Linked DNA regions of Mus musculus: region 2 is linked to region 1. A link is a loop called in an ENCODE intact Hi-C map of the cell type or tissue named here. Cell type or tissue: heart. All regions are shown on one strand. Each heading gives the region's core, and the rest is flanking DNA. Links, peaks and the distances in the headings are about the cores only.

Region 1 (9,613 bases), core at 816-8,815:
GGAAACTGAGGGGGTGATTGAGAGCTACAGCATCATAGGAGCACCGGGTCAAACATCTGTTCCTGAGTGGGCCTCATTCCAGCTGTGTGACCTTGAACATGGTGCTTTGTCTAACTGGGCCTCAGTTATCCTCTCAAATGACGATAGGAATAGCACCTCAGGTGAGATGTGAAATATCTTTATAAACTAGAAGGCACTGTGTAAGGACAGGGGTGTTGCAGCCAAGGTCACTAAAAGTGCAGCAGGACTTCATGCATTCCATGGGTTGGAGCCTCCATCTTTCTCCACCACAGGTGATATTGATGGTCTCTCTCCCCTGACACTATCATAGATGTCTGTATCAGACGCTTCAGGTTTCTCAAGCTCTATCACAAATACTTCTGAGGTTCCTCCTGTCTCAACCCTGCTGGGTGGGCTTCCTCCCTGCCACTGACCCATTGACATCTCCAGTACTTACAAGCCTCGGCTCATCTCTGGCCGACGCTTCGCCTTGGCCTTGAACACCACCTGGGAGCAGAGATACCCCATCACTCCTTTGGACCATTGAGATTGCCCTCCTACTCCCACCACACCGGTTCCCGTGGTTACCTGCACAAAGTAGAGGTTCATAAGCGTCAGTGTGAAGAACTGCAGGCAGACAGGGCAGCAATAGAGAAGCCAAAAAGGCAAGGGCCCCAGGCGGTTGGCCCTGGGAGTATCTCGGAAGTAGAAGGAGAAAAGTGTGGTACGCAAGGCTGCCCAGAGCAGACAGAGCGCCAGGAATACTGTCTGATAGCTGAGGCGCTTGTGCCCATACAGAAGCACCAGCCAGAGCTGGGCATAGACAGAGAAGAAGAGCAGAGCATATAGGGCAGTGTAGGCAGCGGTCAGCCCCAGGGTCACTGTAGGCGGCAGTGCAGGTACCAGCCCAGCTGCAGGCACCAGACCAGACAGGTTACTCTCCATGTCAAGGAGGGAGGCCTGAAACCCGGAGACAGAGATAGAGGGCTGGCCAGAAGCCAGGGAAATAAATACGGAGGGGTGGGACCTGCAATAGGTGGTGAGACCTGGAAACTCTGGAAAAAAGAAGTTGAGGTTGTCAGGCCTTTCCTTCTCAGCAGAGTCGGGCGTGGGGGTGGGGGTGGGGGTGGGCACGGGTAACCTGGGCCCTGGGCCCTAGACCCGTCACTCTGGAGTGTATAAAGTGGTCTTTCCTACCCAGGGCAAATGAAATGGGGGTTGGGGGTGTCCCTCCCTGGGCCAGCCCCAGAGCCAAGATGCGAGGATGCAGTGGCACAGAGTCCCTGGCCTTGGTTGCTCGTGTCCGGCTGGCAGGAGGGGGAGAGCCGGCCGATGCCCGTCAGCTTAGGACAGCGGCCGCTGCGGGGGCGCCCAACGCCCCGCTCTCCCCCTCCCCAAGCTTGGTTCCTCTTTCCCCTCCAATAATCCGGATTGGGAGGCTTCTTCCTCTGTCCTCAAGATTCCAGACGTGTTCCCCCACCGCGTCCACCCTCAGCCCCGGTGAATAAGAGGAAGTCGATGTCAGGTCTCAGGCCGCTGCGGGGTAAGCGGGATCCGGTCGCCGGGACACCGGGCTCCAGCTCCCCGGCTCCCTCTGCTCCGCCCCACTCCTGCGCCTGCGCGGACGTCCGTTCGCTACGTAAACTGCGTAGCGACCGGCAGGGACTCCGAAGCCATGCGCCGCGCCCGGCGTGCATCTCTTCGAGAATCGCCGCAAGGTGCGCTGCCGGCGGGTGTCCCGGGTTACGGATGGCGGCGGGCGGCCGAGAGTAGAGCAGGCCGCACGCAGCAAGCACCTGGGCTACCAGTGCCATGGACCGCCAGCTCTTAATGTTTGGGGACTACCATTTCCCACGCTTAGATTCCCAAATCCACATCGCGTTCGGCGTGCCCATATGGGGGGCGGCAACGACTTCCCCGCACAGGGTCACTGAAGGAAACTTCCGCCCACAACCAAGATGGTACCCGGACCCCGCCCCCTAGCTTCTGTCTGCAGGCCCCGCGCTCCGGCCCGGGGCAGCGTACGCACACCTATCCTGGCAGCAGAGGCCCCTGGAGCCCCACGGCTCGCCTTCCTGGGCGCCCCGTCCCTTCTTCCGCACCCGGGCGGCCATCCTGCCGTAAAGGAGCTCCCGAAATGGCGCGGGGGGTTGTCCCCAAGACGGGCAGTGCAAGGCCTCCACGATCGGGAAGAAGGAGCTGGTCTTCCCATCCCGGTCACTCGGTCCAGGGGGAGCAATAACCATCGCAACGACCATTGCATCCGACGGCCGAGCTTCAGTGAACGGCTCTATAAGTAATCACTAAGCTGTTTACAGAGTTTTCACCAGCTCCCCAGGGAGGTGTCATTAACCCCATTTTACAGGAGGGAATTCGGGCCCAGAAGGGCTGGAGGACTTATCAGCCGAAGCAGGCCTCCAGGATCCAAATGGGAACCCCAAAGCAGCCCTCGCTGGCTCCTGCACACGCCCTAGGCTTGAGGAAGTCCGATCCCGGAATCCGGAGCCTGGGGAGCGACGCGGGAGGAAGGCGGTGGAGACCAGCAGGTCGGCGCAGGGGTGGGACCTGGCTTGGGGTGGCCCCGCCTCCAGGCCGACCCGGGATTTACTTCGAAAACTGATTGGGTCAGATCTGTGACAGTTCTCGTCGCCCAGGAAACTAGGGCCGGGCGCCCTTAGAACTGGAGGGAGGAGGCAGGCCCGGGTCAGGGGCCTCGAGATCGGGCTTGGGGTGAGACCTATTCCCGGTCCTAACGGGCAGGGGGAGCGCACTAGTGTCTGGACAGAGCTCTGAAGAGAGATTTAATATTCGGGCGACAGCCAGGCAGACTGAGCAGACAAATGAGGGATTGGGAAGATTTGGGGAGTTGAGCTACCGTGGTGGGAGAGGGAGACAGGAGTACCTCTCCTCTGCTTCTCATAAACACTGTTTGCCTAGCTGTGTAGTGAGTACTTCTTACCTTGTCTCTACAGCCCAGAGTATGTTCCAGATCCCAGAGTTTGAGCCGAGTGAGCAGGAAGACGCTAGTGCTACAGATAGGGGCCTGGGCCCTAGCCTCACTGAGGACCAGCCAGGTCCCTACCTGGCCCCAGGTCTCCTGGGGAGCAACATTCATCAGCAGGGACGGGCAGCCACCAACAGTCATCATGGAGGTAGGTTCCTCACTACCATTATCTGCCTGTCCCATGCCCCCTGACTCTCAGGTGCCCCTTACGTTGCTGTTGCAGCCATACTTCCTAAAGATTCTTGGGAAGCCCCAGATAGCTCCTTTCATCAGATTGCTTCTTCTACAAACCATCACTGGGCTAATTCACAGAGATGTATGGTATGCCCTTAATGATTAAGCTGACTCACTGAATGCTGAAAACAGACCCCCTTATTATGTCCCCAAGATCAGTGGGAGGTAAGCAGAGCCCCAAAGAAGTGACTTTTCTCTTTATTTATTTATTTATTCATTTATTTATTGTATGTGAGTACACTGTAGCTGTCTTCAGAAGAGGGCATCAGATCCCATTACAGATGGTTGTGAGCCACCATGTGGTTGCTGGGAATTGAACTCAGTACCTCTGGAAGAGGAGTCAGTGCTCTTAACCACTGAGCCATCTCTCCAGCCCAAGAAGTGGCCAGTAGGTCCGTTCGTTCGTTCGTTCTTTCTTTCTTTCTTTCTTTCTTTCTTTTTTTAAAATGATTATTTTTTGGTTTTTCAAGACAGGGTTTCTCTGTGTAGCTCTGGCTATCTTGGAACTCACTCCTACAGAAAAACCAATAAATAAATAATAATAATAAAAACTAATAAAAAAGGAAGAAGAAAGCTGAAGGTTAAAAGAAGGGATGGGGGAGGGGACTGGAAAAATGGCTCAGTGGTTCAGAGCATTTACTACCAGGCTGGCCTTGAACTCAGAAATCCTCATGTCTCTGCCTCCCAAGTGCTGGGATCAAAGGCGTGCACCACCGCCGCCCAGCTCAGTAGGTTCTTTCTTACTCTATGGCTCGCCTTCAGCCCGACTATTCTTGCCCAGATGGGACAGGCAGGTGACCCTAAGTGACAAACAAGAGCCGTGTGAAGCTGGAAAGTGTGAGTGAGTGCCAAGATGGAAGGAGAGGCCTTGGAGATACTGGTTATACTCCCCACTTCCCATTGCTGACCCTGTATAGCCAGAGAAATCTGAGCTCAACCAGGTTTGTCACTGGCTCCATAGAACTTAACTTATCCCTACCCCCTCATGTATCCCTGGACTGTCTCAAACTTCTATACAGCTGAGACTAGCCTTGAACTCCTGATCCTCCAGCCTCTACCTACCAAGTACTAGGATCACAGGTCACCATGCCTGGCACTCCACTTCCTTTTTTAAATTATTTGTATATGTATGCCCGTGTAAAATGCACATGTGCAAGTGCAGGCTTGGAGTCCAGAAGAGGGTGTTGGATCCCCTAGAGCTGGGGTTACAGGGGGCTGGTGAGATGGCTCAGTGGGTAAGAGCACCCGACTGTTCTTCCGAAGGTCCAGAGTTCAAATCCCAGCAACCACATGGCTCACAACCATCCGTAACGAGATCTGACTCCCTCTTCTGGAGTGTCTGAAGACAGCTAAAGTGTACTTACATATAAATAAATCTTTAAAAAAAAAAAAAAAAGCTGGAGTTACAGGTGGTTGCTGGGAACTGAACTCACATCCTGTGCAAGAGCAATAAATGCTCTGAACCACTGAGCCATTTTTCCAGTCCCCTCCCCCCATCCCTTCTTTTAACCTTCAGCTTTCTTATTCCTTTTTTATTAGTTTTTATTATTATTAATTTTTGGTTTTTCAGGACAGGGTTTCTCTGTATAGCCTTAGCTGTCCTGGATTACTGTGCTCAACCAGGATGGCCTCAAACTCAAGAGATCCGCCTCTGCCTCTCAAGTGCTGGGATTAAAGATGTACACCACCACTGCTGGGCATATCTCCAGATTTCTTTTTCTTTCCTTTTTTAAAAAAGTTAATTAATTAGTTAATTAATTAACTTGTTTACTTAATGTGAGAACATTGTGGCTGTCTTCAGACACACCAGAAGAGGGCATCAGATTCCATTATACAGGGTTGTGAGCCACCATGTGGTTGCTGGGAATTGAACTCAGGACCTCTGAAAGAACAGCCAGTGCTCTGAACCCCTGAGCTGTCTTTCCAGCCCCACGGATCAAGTTCCCCATGGCTGGGACTCACCTTGGGGCCTGGGAAGGCCTTGTTCTGCTTCAGCCTCACCATGAGCTCCACGTGCAGCTGCGATCTGCAGAGGTGGCTGTGGTGGGTCTGCCTGGGAGGGCAGCTCCTCAAAGTATAGGCAGACCCCACTTAGCTGCAGCAGCTTGTGGAGGAAGGCAGGCGGCTGGTGCACGTCCACAGGTGGGGCCTGGCTGGGGTCCCGCACTGCTTCGTCACAGTACTCCAGTCTGCAGAGTGAAGGGCCCGGCCTTGTCCAGACAACCCCAGGCTAGAAGCCCCCTCTTTAGAGCTGTCCCAGCAACATGGAACTGAGGAACCTGGCTTCTGTCTTGTGGTTGAGGGGTGTGCTGGTCTAGCCCCCAAAAGAGGAGCTGCCTTGAGTATTACATCTACTCGGTGCTTCAACAGGAAGGAGGTGACAATTGGCTGGCATCATGCTAGGACAAAGTGACAGGGTCTGGGATGAGAGACTGGAAGGAAAGGTGGGGACACTCATAGGAGGAAGGGCAAGCCTGAGGTTTGAAGTGGGGGAGGGACACTGACAGCTTTGCAAACAGCTTTAGGGAGCGCAGTAGAAGCAGGGCCTGCTGCTGGGAGGAGCAGAGGTGTACCCCAGCTCCATGAAGGAGAGCTGCTGTGAATGAAGACGACCAGGGCAAACAGCCATGGGGAGGGAAGGTAGCTGAACGTGTGTCCTCTTTGCTTCCCTCCCATCCCATGCTAGGCAGAGACAGACACTCCCTGGGCCAGTGTGTGGGGTGTGTGTGTGTGTGTGGCAGGTGGTGATGGAATTCATAAACATTTGATTTACTTTTCAGTGGTCTCAAATGCAGAACTGGGTATGGTAGTATATGCCGATAAACTTAGCACCAAGCACAGATGAGTTTGGGGATGGCTTAGGCTACTTAGACCCTGTCTCAGCAAAGCAAAAGCAACACAAGTGAGATCTGCAAGTGTCAGACCTGCCAGAGCTATGGACCTTCTCTGTGTGCCATCTCTGTGTGCACAGTCAGCTCACCCTAGTCCTACCTCTCCTGACTATCTGCACCAAGGTCCACTGGGCTGTGGGCATCCATAGGGCAGGAACTGCAGCACACAGGGACTGCACAGTAGGAAGAGAGTGGGGAGGCCATAAGATGGGAGAAGCAGCCGGTGCTGGCCTCTGGGCTAGATTGCTGTAGCCGAGGAGGCCTTCTAAGTGCAGACTGAGAGGCCAACTGCTTCTGCCTTCATTCCTAAACTGTGAAATGGGAATAGAGCTGGTCCTACTTCTCAGGGCTCCGGTAACTGCTTAGAAACTGCCTGGCACAGAGGAGACCTGATGGAGGCCCTAGGCCCGACCACCACCCTAGTTGTGGGTATCATTGTTGCTGTTGAGTTGGCTCATTCTCTGCAGACCTAGGGTTCCTTCAGTAGTAAGTACAATTTATGCAGTGCCTTAAACATCCATTGCTCTTGCCTGGCAAACATAAGGTATAGGTTAGACTCAGGACAGAGGTGACTCGAAGGTATACAGATAAACAATGGGGAGCCACTGAAGGTGGCATAGTTGGATTTTAGAACAGGGATTTAGACATGGACCAAATAATCCCTGTGCTTTTGTACAGCTCCTGAGCTAGGAATATTTTTGTTGTGTTTTGAGGTTTTAAGATCCAGGTCCAGGGCCTCAGCTTACTAGGCGAGGACTCTCTCACTGAACCACATCTCCAGTCTTTGTCACATTTGGTGAGACCGAGTCTCACTGTGCTGCTGCCCAGGGTGACCGCAAGCTCCTGGGCTTAAGCAACCATCTGGCCTCAGACACCCAACTAGCAAGTAGCTGGGACTACCAGTTTATACCAACTTCAGGAAATAGTTCTGCTTTATTTTGAGACAGAGTTTCTCTGTGTAGCTCAGGCTTTTCAGGAACTAGCTCTGCTAGCCTTGAACTCACGCCTCTTACCCCCAGGGGCTTTGGACTAAGGGCATGAGCTACCACGCCTAGCTGGGAACAGTTTTATCTATTGAAGTGGCAAAGGGACAAAATCCAGGGAACAAAGTATTTTATTATAACAGGTAAGAACTGTGTGAAAATCACATTTCAGTGTTACTGAGTGAAGCAGTGGTGGGCACAAAGGTGTTTTCTGGGACATTTTGTCTCTGAATCCAGGTACCAGCAAGCTGCGCTGTTGTTATAGAGGCTCTGACAGAATGTTTGGCCCGAGCAGGGCCAGGTAAGGCCCCAGGCTAGACTCTAAAATGCCTTTCCTCAAGGCTACTGCACAGGTCTGGGCAGGCCATTGTGGAGACGAGGCAGACAGAGTGGTCTGCCCTGCCTGCGGGCAGAGCCTCACTGTGCTTGGAAGCGTCTGGGAAACAATGGTTTTGTTTTTATTACTCTCCTCCCTGGTCACCACAGTTTTTTGGGTTTGTTTGTTTGTTTGTTTGTTTTTAACGAGTTATTTTGTGTGTATAAAGACATGTATGGAGATCAGAGGATACTTTTATTTATTTATTTATTTACTTATTAATTATATATAAGTACACTGTAGCTGTCTTCAGACGCACCAGAAGAGGTCATCAGATCTCATTACAGATGGTTGTGAGCCACCATGTGGTTGCTGGGATTTGAACTTCAAACCTTCGGAAGAGCAGTCGGGTGCTCTTACCCACTGAGCCATCTCACCAGCTCCGAGGATACTTTTTAGGAGTTAATTTGGTTCTCTCCTCTTCTCTCTTTAGTCTTAGGAATTGAGGGCTTGGTGGCAGGCACCTTTCCATGCTCTCATCCCCTAGGCACTCCCACCGATTTTAGAGGAGTATGCTAGGATTCTTCTTGCACTGTGGACTTGCTGGTTCAGCCACACCCACTTACCCAGAAGCCCTGTGGGTAAGGAGCTAAAGGTGCCTATCAACCGGTTTCTCGCTGCTTCCCCCACCTGGGGGGGGGGGGGGATGAGGCAGGCCTAGGCCTCACCTTACCCACCCTCTTTGTCCTAGTAGTTCACAGAATCTCCAGGTTCTTTCCCATAATTTTTAAAATTCCATTAAGGGGCTGGAGATGCAGCTCAGACTGTGGAATATCTGCCTAAGTGTGCGTGCAGCCTCAGCTTCTAGCCTCAGCTTCTAGCCTCAGCACCACATGAGCTGCTGTGGGGGAAGGAGCAGGAGGACCAGAAGTTTAAGGTCAGCATTTCTGCCACCTGAGCCCCTTTCTCATCAGCCAGCACAAATGCTCTGACACAGACGGATGGCATTCTGCCGCTGAGGTGCTTGGCATTGCTGAGTGCCTTTAGTAATCAACAGTTCTCCATGGCACAGCATGGCTCTTGGCATGGCTGACATTAGTCAGGGCGGGAGAACATGACTCCTCCTAGTTGGGCCACCAAGGTGGTTTGTGGTACTGCTGAAGGGGGCTGGGACATGAACAAAACACAGACCCCAGAGTCAGACTGGTGTGTACCAGTCTTTGTCACTGTTTGCCCTCGTTTCACTTCCTGTAAAAAGAGGAGCTGCCTCCATAGGAGTTAAGAACTAAATGAACAGATCCAAAGGGATCGTCCAGCCTGGCCTGGTCAGCATTCTGACTGACTGGTTGGTTTGTAAGGTGCTGGGATGGAACCTTGAGCATGTTAAGCAAGGATTTTTATTTCTTTTGTGTTTTGAGATTGTCTCTATGTAACTCTGGCCATCCTGGAACTCACTTTGGACCAGGCTGGCCTTGAACTCAAGAGATCCAAAGACCTCTGCCTCCAGAGTGCTTGGATTAAAGCTGAGTGCTACAATGCCTGGTGCTAAACAAGGATTTTAACGTAGCTTCTGAAAGCAGATTTGTTCAGGAAGGGGTGCGGGTGCCACGTGTCCGGGTGCTAGTGGGGGCTCTTTTTCCCTTTCCATGGATTCCACGGCCCCACTCAGCTCATCTGGCTGTACTGAGTGCTCCTCCACTGGCTGAGCAATCTCACCAGCCCTTGTTTTGCTTCTTCATGAAGGAGGGGAGGCTGAGCTCAAACCAAGGCCACCTGGAAGACATTCGCCTTGCCACCACCAGTTCAGCACACAAACGCCTTGATTCCAGGGCTCAGGTTCATTACTCGGTGCTGATGGGCTGCACCAGCACAAGGCAGGCATGTTCCTTTCGGTGTCAGACTTCTATGTAAGATGGGAGAACTCCACATCTGCCACACAGGAGCCAAGAAACCAATGGATGCTCAAAGGACAGGGTGGAGTGGTGACTATGAGACAGGCTGTCCCTGTGCCACAGACAAAGACTGAGGTGACAAGGAACTGGGGAAATGGGTCCAAGATCACAAAAGGGAGCCCACCCAGCTACTGAGTCTAGTGAAAGCACTCTGTAGGTGAGCAATGATATTGGGTCCTGGCCAGATGCTTGGAGCAGACCTGGCCACGTCTTTCATAAGGGTCCCCCCCCTT
Region 2 (9,613 bases), core at 817-8,816, 700 kb before region 1:
CAGTGGTGGTGCACGCCTTTAACGCCAGCACTTGGGAGGCAGAGGCAGGCTTTAGAGGCCAGCCTGGTCTACAGAGTGAGTTCTAGGACAGCCAGGGATACACAGAGAAACCCTGTCTCGAAAAACATACAAACAGAAATGTAAATAGATAAAATAACAAATAAGCAAATGAAAAAAGATAAAGGACTAAAGCAAGTTTCATAGGGCTGGGCGTGATGATGTATGCACGCCTTAAATTCCATCATAGAGAGGCAGAGGCAGGAGGATCCTATGAGTTCAAGGCCAGCCTGGACTACAGTGTGAGTTTCAGAACCGCCAAATACAGAAAAGCTTGTCTCCAAAAAAAAAAAAAAAAAAGTTTTATAAAAGTGCAAATGTGCATTTGTTGCCAAAAGATAGACTGCAAAATTCGCACTGACTTTACTCCTCTGATAAGCTTGTCTACAAATTGGGTGAGTCACTGTTCCTTTAAATTCTTCCCAATCACCTAAAAAAAAAAAAAAAAAGTTGGACAAATCGGCACATGCGCACTCTTCCTGGCCCGGACTGTCGCCCTACGGTTGCAGCCTTTCCGCAGCTTGAAGCAAGGAGGTTAAAGGTCCTCCCACTCAGAATTTACGCGCAAGCGTAAACTACGATTGGGAGCATTTCATCTCGCAAAGAGCCCAGTCCCTTTTTCGCTCTTCAAGGCTCCGCCTCCCGCGGCCAATCAGTGGGCCTCGCCCTTCGCAATGACCAATGGCAGCGAGCGTGGGGGCGTGGTTGGGCGTCCGGGGGCGCGGCCTGGCGCTGAGAGAAGCGGCGGGGCGAACCGGGGGCTCTAGTGAACAGCACAGCCGGACCGAGATCGCCGGCTGTCGGCCAGCGGAAGCGGCTCGGGCCCGGCGGTCCCCGAGATGTCACGATGGCTGTGGCCATGGTCGAACTGTGTGAAAGAGCGTGTCTGCCGCTACTTGCTACAGCACTACTTGGGTCACTTCTTTCAGGAGCACCTCAGCCTGGACCAGCTCAGCCTGGATCTGTACAAGGGCAGCGTTGCCCTGCGGGATATTCACCTGGAAACCTGGGTGAGGAGGCAGGGCAGAGGTGGGATGGTGTGGAGAGAGGGAGCACGGGCCAGCGAAGGGTCCTCGCGGAAGGTTTGGGCTGGAGGACAGGCACCGTGTTTGGAGAGGCCAGTGGGTCTCGACCGCCTCCGCCAGGCCCCCTGGCTGGCCCGTCACCACTTAACCAGAAGCTAGGAGAGAAGTCTCTGTCTTCACCTCTCTAGGAGAGACAGACTAGGAAGTGAGGTGTTACTTTAAAAAAAAAAATGTCACCATCATCATACGGAGTTTGGGAGAGCTGCTTGGGGAAGGGGATTCCCGGGAGCTAGGGGAGCAGAGAGATGTTGTGGGGAGCCAGGCAGTAACAAGAGCTGGAACTAGGGTAGTCAGGGAGGCTTTGGGGGTGTTAAGAGCCCTGCCAGGGGCACCTGTAGAAAGATGTGTCCTGACCTCCTCACCCCATGATCCTGGGCATAAGGGGTGGAGATCGCCCCCGGATGTGGATGTCAACAACAGCGTCACTGCCTTCTGTGTTGATCCACACCTCGTGTGACTGTTGCTGCTCTCTACTTCCTGCTTTTGGGAGAGTGGGAGGGGCCTAGCTTGGGTTTAGGGAAGGACTTGGTCTCTGGCATCTCTACCTGGAGGGCAGCCCTCCAGGAGAGGTGTAGAGGTTTAGCTTCAGGCTAGCTGGGGTGGGGGATGGGAGGAGAAGCTGGGCCTGATGCTCAGGAGGTCTGAGGCCTAGGGTATGGAGTTGAGCAGGAGGCTGGGGGTGGCAGGTGAGGGGCATTGACTCACAGCTGATGGCTGGGAGTAGCCAAGGAGCCACCAATTAGAGGCTCCAGCTAAGGGCTGGTATGGGGTCATCCTAGCTCCAAGAGCAGTAGAATGGGCATGTGGCAGGGCTGGCCTCTTTCTCTTTTCTAGCTGGCCTATGGGTCTGCAGCTTCACTTAGAAAGAGCTAGAGGTGAGCCATGCCTTTGGGAACAAATATGGGTTGAAGAGATGGTGGCATCTTCTAATGGCCTGGTATAAGAGGTGTCTGACCTTCGCCTCTTAAACCGCTCAGAAAAATATCCAACATCTGGGTGTTCCCTTTTTTTTTTTTTTTGCTTTCAGCCAGAATGCCTTCTCAGTCCACTCTCTTGTTTCTTTTTTTTTTGGGAGGGGGGGCTGTCCAGGGCCCTGGCTGTTTTCTAGCCTCTCCCAGACAGCCCAGGCACCTCACTTAAGCCCACCCCTCTCTGCTCTTCACCCTACAACCCTACCTTGAAGGCATTCCAAGCAACTACATGGTCCAAGGACCAAGTTGAGCCCTTCCCAGCCTCAGCTTTCCTGGTACCTGGAGTGACTAAGACAAATGCCTAGGCCTCAGTGTCCCCATCAATAGAAGAGGAAGGTTGACTCAACCTCTGCTTGCCTCTGGCTCTGGCCTTGTTTGTTTATCCGTGGGCTCAGCGGGTGTTTACCGAGTACTACCCAGAGCACCTGGGTTCTTAGGGAGAAGACTAGTGACTCATGGCCTCAGGCGTTCCCAGGCCGACAGGGATACAAACCCAGCACAGCATCCCCTTCCTATGTCTTGATTGTATAGCTCTACTGTGGGTCTAGGACTGGGGTCATTTGGCCTTGGATCAATCCCTCTCCTGGACCTAACCTTGAACTCTGCCTGTCTAGGATGAAGATGTGTTACTTGCTGCTCTTGACTAGGTCTCTCTGCTTCTTCTCATGCCTGGGGTGGGCCAGCATCCTACTTCCTCCACCTGGCTGCTTCCTCCTCACTCTGGCTCACCTTTGGGGTGCTGCTGGGTTATATGCAGGTTCTGCTCACCCTTGCCTAGTGCTCAGTGACTCCGAGTCAGAGCCTGGCATTCTGAGACCCTGGCTACAACCTAGCCAGGCTGGGAGACGAAGGCACTCATTATCTATCCCTGCAGCCTCTGGTTGCCACATAGAAGGTGCTCAGAATCTCGTATACCATGTAGCCCAGGTTGGCCTCTAGCTCAGCATATACAGCTTTGACCTCCTGATCTTCTGGCCTTTGCTTCCCTAGTGTCAGGACCACGGTGAGCCTCACCACATCCAGTTGTACTCTGCTGGAGATGGAACCCAGGGCTTACTGCATGTTGGGCAAGCACTTAACCAACTGTATACCAGGCTGGCCTAGATCTCCAGACAGTCCACCTGCCTATGCTTCCTGAGCACTGGGGCTAAAGGCATGCAGGCTACCACACCCCGCAGTAAATAGAGTTTTGAAGCAAACATAAGAAGGAAACTTCTTAGCTGGCCCAAAGGGCTGAGCACTGTCTAGTGAGACAGAAACAGGTCAGGGCCTAAGGGAAGGCCTTGTAAGTAGCAGAAAGAAGGATGACCATGCCAAGAGTGCTCTCCAAGACAGTGGCTGTGTGAGACTGTGGCAGGTAGCCATATTCAGAGTCTTGGTGAGCTGATTTTTATTTCCCTTGCCTCTTACCCAGTCTGTGAACGAGTTTTTGAGGTCAATGGAGTCACCACTGGAACTGGTGGAAGGCTTTGTGAGCTCCATCGAGGTGGCTGTCCCCTGGGCTGCACTTCTCACTGACCACTGCACTGTGTGTGTGTCAGGCCTTCAGCTTACCCTGCAGCCCCGCCAGGGTTCAGGTGAGAGCAGGGTAAGACCACAGGGGAGGCAGTTGCTGGGGATGGGCCCAGGAGAGTCGGGGCCCTTTTATCCTGACTCCCTTGTTCTTTTCCACAGGACCAGGGGCTGCGGACTCTCAGAGTTGGGCCTCATGCATGACCACAAGCTTGCAGCTGGCTCAAGAGTGCCTTCGGGAAGGGTTGCCAGAACCCTCAGAACCACCACAGCCCCTGGAGGGGCTGGAAATGTTTGCACAGACCATTGAGACTGGTGAGCAGGTCCCTACTGCTAGGCTGTTCTTGGGCCCTCCAGTCTACAGGACAGGGACCTCAGATAGTAATACGGTGGCCACCTTCCTACCCAGGCTGGCAGGAACTTGCCTTGCTTCCCAATGCCCCACCTAACTCTAGACACCCTCCCTCCCTCCCTGCCTGCCTGCCTTCCTTCCTTCCTTCCTTCCTTCCTTCCTTCCACAGTGCTCCGGAGGATCAAGGTGACCTTCCTGAACACTGTTGTGAGGGTGGAGCATTCACTGGGTGATGAGGATCGAAGTGTGGCTGTGGAGGTCCGAGTGCAGAGGTAAGGAGTACAGGGGAATGGCAGGAGACAACTGCCTCTTCCCCCTCTCCTAGCCAGGCTCCTGGGAAGGGACAGGCTTGACTTGGGTTGGGCATTGGTGAGATTTGGGAAGTGGGCTATGTTGGGAGCCTGAACTGTGTATAGACATAAAATCACTTAGATCTTAAAAACTTTGAGACTCAGAACCAAAGGCTGGTTGAGCCTCCAAGACGGAAGCCAGGTTCCTCAGTTCCATGTTGCTGGGACAGCTCTAAAGAGGGGGCTTCTAGCCTGGGGTTGTCTGGACAAGGCCGGGCCCTTCACTCTGCAGACTGGAGTACTGTGACGAAGCAGTGCGGGACCCCAGCCAGGCCCCACCTGTGGACGTGCACCAGCCGCCTGCCTTCCTGCACAAGCTGCTGCAGCTGAGTGGGGTCTGCCTATACTTTGAGGAGCTGCCCTCCCAGGCAGACCCACCACAGCCACCTCTGCAAATCGGCAGCTGCACGGGGTACGTGGAGCTCATGGTGAGGCTGAAGCAGAACGAGGCCTTTCCAGGCCCCAAGGTGAGTCCCAGCCATGGGGAACTTGATCCGTAGGGCTGGAAAGACAGCTCAGGGGTTCAGAGCACTGGCTGTTCTTTCAGAGGTCCTGAGTTCAATTCCCAGCAACCACATGGTGGCTTACAACCCTGTATAATGGAATCTGATGCCCTCTTCTGGTGTGTCTGAAGACAGCTACAGTGTACTAAATAAATAAATCTAAGAAATAAAACAATAAGATAAGTAAATCTTTAAAAAAGAAAGAAAGGAAGGAAGAAAGGAAAGCAAGCGAGTGTTTGACCCATGTTGGATCTGTTCCCAGAAGTGTTGATTGACACCAGGCCCCAGTGGGGAGAGCCAGTATGGCAGATCATCCTATAATCCCAGCATTTGGGAGCCTAGTGGAAGGTTGCCTTAAGTTCAACTCCAGAGTAATTCCAGTTCTTACAGTAGAGATTACTATCTTTTTGGCAACTGGAAAAACAGACTCTGAAAAATCAAGTTGGCCAAGACCATTCAACTGCTTGGTAGCAAGTTTAGCAGTACAACCAGTGTCCCCAGAGTACGGGCAGGTAGGCTGCCATTTGGGCTGGGTGGCATATAAAGGCTCCATGGCTGTCCACTTGGTCCCCAGTTGGAGGTATCAGGACAACTGGGATCCCTGCACCTGCTTTTGACCCCGCGTCAGCTCCAGCAGCTCCAGAGGCTGCTCAGTGCCGTCAACCTTGCAGGTGAGGCTGCTGGGTGCTGGGCGCAGGGGAGCAGACGGGCGGTCTCGGGACAGCCAGGCAGGCTGTGCTGAAATGTCTTCCCCACAGACCCTGCAGGCCTGGCCGACAAGCTGAACAAGAGCCGTCCACTGGGTGCTGAGGACTTGTGGCTCATTGAGCAAGATCTGAACCAGCAGCTGCAGGCGGGTGCTGTGGCTGAGTCCCTCAGCCTGTACCCCATCACCAACCCCCTCAATTTGGACAGCACGGGTGGGTGCCAGGCCCTTTCCAATTGAAGGGGCATTTGTGTCAGTGGAAAAGCTGAGGGGCCAAACCTGTCTGTTTCTGACTGCCCCTCACCTCACCCCCCAGACCTCTTCTTCTCCATGGCCGGCCTCACAAGCAGTGTGACATCGGCTGTCTCTGAGCTCTCCGTGTACAGCGTAGACCTGGGCTCCTCTGTTCACAGCAACATGGCCTTCCACCGACCCTCAACCCCACCCCACTCGGGTGGTAAGTCAGTGACTCTCAGAGATGTTTACTTCAGGAGCGAGGTGTGGCGGAAGGAGCCTCAGGACAGTGGGTGGATAGAAGCAGGAGGCTCCAGCCATGCCTGTAGACCCACCGACAGTGGGGTTCCTCAGTGTCCTAACTTGCCAGTGGAAGCTGGGGAGGCGAAATAATACACAGTCTAGGTTTCTTAGTGAGTGCTTTCGGGACTCGGATCCCCTTTCTACAGAACACGCATGGTAAGACCAGGCTGTACGTTTTAGTGAACAGGCAGTGTGTAGGTCAGAGGCTGGTATGAGTGCTTTGTCATATCAACTGACCCTTCTAGCACCTTCAGGATTAAACTGAGCCTTGTCCCAGGGTCTAGCATGCAAGAAGAATTTGGTGTCACCCTGATGAACTTGCCTTCACGACCCATGTGATACGACAGATTTAGCATCCCACAGTCCAGCTTAGCCAGACTGTATTATTTCTTCTCAAAAAAACCCAAAAAACAAACAAAAAAAAACTATTGTTTTTTTTTGAGACAGGGTTTCTCTATGTAGCCCTTGCTGTCCTGGAATTCATTCTGTAGACCAGGCTGTCCTGGAACTCAGACATCCACCTGCCTCTGCCTCCCAAGTGTTGGGATTAAAGGCGTTTGCCACCACTGCCCAGCCTAGCCAGGGTGCCTTCAACCCCTGCTCAGTGGCCAGCTGTGACTGCACTAAGACACCAAGGATGCCCTATTGAAGCCTCTGTTCCCTCAGGCAAGATGGCCCCAACTCCCCTTCTGGACACCACACGCCCTGACTCACTGGTGAAGATGACCTTGGGCGGTGTGAGCTTGACCTTGCTGCAGACTGCTTCCCCGTCTTCAGGACCATCTGACCTCCCCACCCACTTTTTTGCTGAGTTCGATGCTGCCAAAGATGGGCCATTCGGCTCCCGGGACTTCTCCCATCTCAGGCCACGCTTCCAGAGGGCCTGCCCTTGTAGCCACGTCCGGTATGCACTACAGCCCGAGCCAGGGACTTACGGGGAATACCCAAAGCCCACGACCCACCCGCTGAAACTTGTGTCCTTGCCCTCAGGTTAACTGGCACAGCCGTGCAGCTGTCCTGGGAGCTGCGCACGGGCAGCCACAGCCGGAGGACAAGCAGCACCGAAGTGCACTTTGGACAGCTGGAGGTGCTGGAGTGCCTATGGCCCAGGGCTGCCACAGAGCCAGAGTACACGGAGGTGAGGACAGAGGAAGGGCAGGCCTGGGTTCCTTCCGGTGGGTGTCGGGCCAGCCTGACCTTGTTTGCCGTGGGTTTCCCTTGCAGATCCTGAGCTTCCCCAGTCACTCTGGCTCCGAAGCCTCAGCCCGACCCTGCGCCCATCTGCGCCACACACAGACCATTCGCCGGGTGCTCAAGGTAAGCCAGAGCGCTGGCTGCCATGGCCAGGCTGTGTCTCCCTCCCTCCAGGGGCTCTGGCAGGCCTGTCCCCGTTCTGACCTTGCTATGATTGTAGCCTGCTATCCCTTTCCCTGCCCGTGTTGAGCACCAGCATACGACAAAAATGTGAGTGTGTGTGAGCATGTGAGTGTGTGTGAGCATGTGAGTGTGTGTGAGCATGTGAGTGTGTGTCAGCATGTGAGTGTGTGTCAGCATGTGAGTGTGTGTGAGCATGTGAGTGTGGTAGCATGTGAGTGTGTGTCAGCATGTGAGTGTGTGTCAGCATGTGAGTGTGTGTGAGCATGTGAGTGTGTGTCAGCATGTGAGTGTGTGTCAGCATGTGAGTGTGTGAGCATGTGAGTGTGTGTGAGCATGTGAGTGTGTGTGAGCATGTGAGTGTGTGTCAGCATGTGAGTGTGTGTCAGCATGTGAGTGTGTGTGAGCATGTGAGTGTGTGTCAGCATGTGAGTGTGTGTGAGCATGTGAGTGTGGTAGCATGTGAGTGTGTGTCAGCATGTGAGTGTGTCAGCATGTGAGTGTGTGTGAGCATGTGAGTGTGTGTCAGCATGTGAGTGTGTGTCAGCATGTGAGTGTGTGTCAGCATGTGAGTGTGTGTCAGCATGTGAGTGTGTGTGAGCATGTGAGTGTGGTAGCATGTGAGTGTGTGTCAGCATGTGAGTGAGTGTCAGCATGTGAGTGTGTGTGAGCATGTGAGTGAGTGTCAGCATGTGAGTATGTGTCAGCATGTGAGTGTGTGTGAGCATGTGAGTGTGGTAGCATGTGAGTGTGGTAGCATGTGAGTGTGTGTCAGCATGTGAGTGTGTGTGAGCATGTGAGTGTGTGTGAGCATGTGAGTGTGTGGTAGCATGTGAGTGTGGTAGCATGTGAGTGTGGTAGCATGTGAGTGTGGTAGCATGTGAGTGTGGTAGCACAGGCCTTGTAGCCCTGTGGGCTCAGCGTTTGAGAAGCTGAGGCAAGAAGACAAGTCAAGGCCAGGCAACCTAAGTCAATCAATCTAACGAATTCCTGTATCAAAATAAGAAGTAATAAGGGGGGGCTGGAGAGATGGCTCAGTGGGTAAGAGCATCCGACTGCTCTTCCAAAGGTCCTGAGTTCAAATCCCAGCAACCACATGGTGGCTCACAACCATCCGTAATGAGATCTGACACCCTCTTCTGGAGTGTCTGAAGACAGCTACAGTGTACTTACATATAATTAATAAATAAATAAATACACAAATAAATCTTAAAAACAAAAGAAGAAGAAGTAATAAAGGAGCTGTGCAGTGGCGCTGTGGTCCCTGTCACTGCAGGGTTTACAACCCCTTCTGACCCCGATGTGGCTCCTGACCCAGCTCCTTCCCACCGCTGGGAAGGAGGCCTAGGAACTTTGGTTATGGAAGCTGCTTCCTCCCCTGTCCTTGCTCACCCTTGCTGACCTATTCACATTACCCCTAACTAGAGCCGGTCCCGGCGCTCCACTGCCTGCCATTGTCACTCAGAACTGTCCCTGGACCTGGCCGACTTCCAATCTGATGTGGAGCTGGGGTCCCTGGACCGCCTTGCTGCCTTGTTCCGTCAAGTCACCACACCCTCTGAGCCACCTGCTGGCCTACTAGTGAGATGCCCTGCTGATTCTGTGCTGGGGTGGGAAGTGGGCACTTAAGCTCTGTCAGTCCCCTGTGGCAGCTCTGACCCCCCCGCCCTTCCACAGACAGAGCCCCCACAGGCCACTGAGCTGCAGACAGTGTTTCGTCTCTCAGCACCCCGGGCCACCCTGAGGCTACGCTTCCCCATCCCAGACCTACGGCCTGACCGGGACCCCTGGGCTGGCCAGGCTGTGCGGGCTGAGCAGCTGCGACTGGAGCTGAGTGAGCCCCAGTTCCGCTCAGAGCTCAACAGTGGGCCTGGCCCCCCAGCTCCTACCCGCCTGGAACTTACTTGCTCAGACCTGCAAGGTAATCCTGTCTAGGAAACAGCTGGGGTGGGCCCCAGGACAGGTGTCCCTTTTTATCCCAGGGACACGGATGTGACTCTGGGGGAGCAATGGTGAGGAACAGGGAAGAGGCAGCTATGAGGCCCTGTCCTTTCTGTCCCCTCCAGGAATCTACGAAGATGGAGAGAAGCCACCAGTCCCCTGCCTGCGGGTCTCCAAAGCTCTGAATCCCAGGAGCACTGAGGCCAAGTACTTTCTACCTCAGTA

The links. Peaks named below come from ENCODE experiments on the same cell type or tissue, not always from the same donor. Only the 100,000 strongest peaks of a DNase experiment are listed, where the experiment ranks them.
Region 2: a loop joins it to region 1, with 30 times the contacts of the local background. A loop is called at or near these places in 8 of 42 quality-filtered maps.

Annotation. Positions count from the first base shown.
Region 1 is chr19:6,939,895-6,949,507 of GRCm38, forward strand. It overlaps Gpr137 (G protein-coupled receptor 137), which reads right to left and starts at 1,299. Exons shown (of 7, transcript NM_207220.3): 1 at 589-1,299; 2 at 458-507. The coding sequence starts at 945. It overlaps Bad (BCL2-associated agonist of cell death), which reads left to right and starts at 2,668. Exons shown (of 4, transcript NM_001285453.1): 1 at 2,668-2,730; 2 at 2,973-3,152. The coding sequence starts at 2,981. It also overlaps the pseudogene Gm19053. In heart, for the core only: a CTCF peak has its summit at 1,993; DNase peaks (open chromatin) are centred at 917, 1,667, 1,957 and 2,597; H3K4me3 peaks cover 2,591 bases; H3K27ac peaks cover 2,555 bases.
Region 2 is chr19:6,240,900-6,250,512 of GRCm38, forward strand. It overlaps Atg2a (autophagy related 2A), which reads left to right and starts at 769. Exons shown (of 40, transcript NM_194348.3): 1 at 769-1,067; 2 at 3,528-3,690; 3 at 3,788-3,940; 4 at 4,147-4,249; 5 at 4,560-4,794; 6 at 5,405-5,501; 7 at 5,589-5,750; 8 at 5,853-5,993; 9 at 6,740-6,977; 10 at 7,064-7,211; 11 at 7,298-7,390; 12 at 8,873-9,028; 13 at 9,125-9,368; 14 at 9,514-9,610. The coding sequence starts at 897. In heart, for the core only: CTCF peaks have their summits at 822 and 5,064; DNase peaks (open chromatin) are centred at 1,602, 6,792 and 7,022; H3K4me3 peaks cover 1,440 bases; H3K27ac peaks cover 1,773 bases.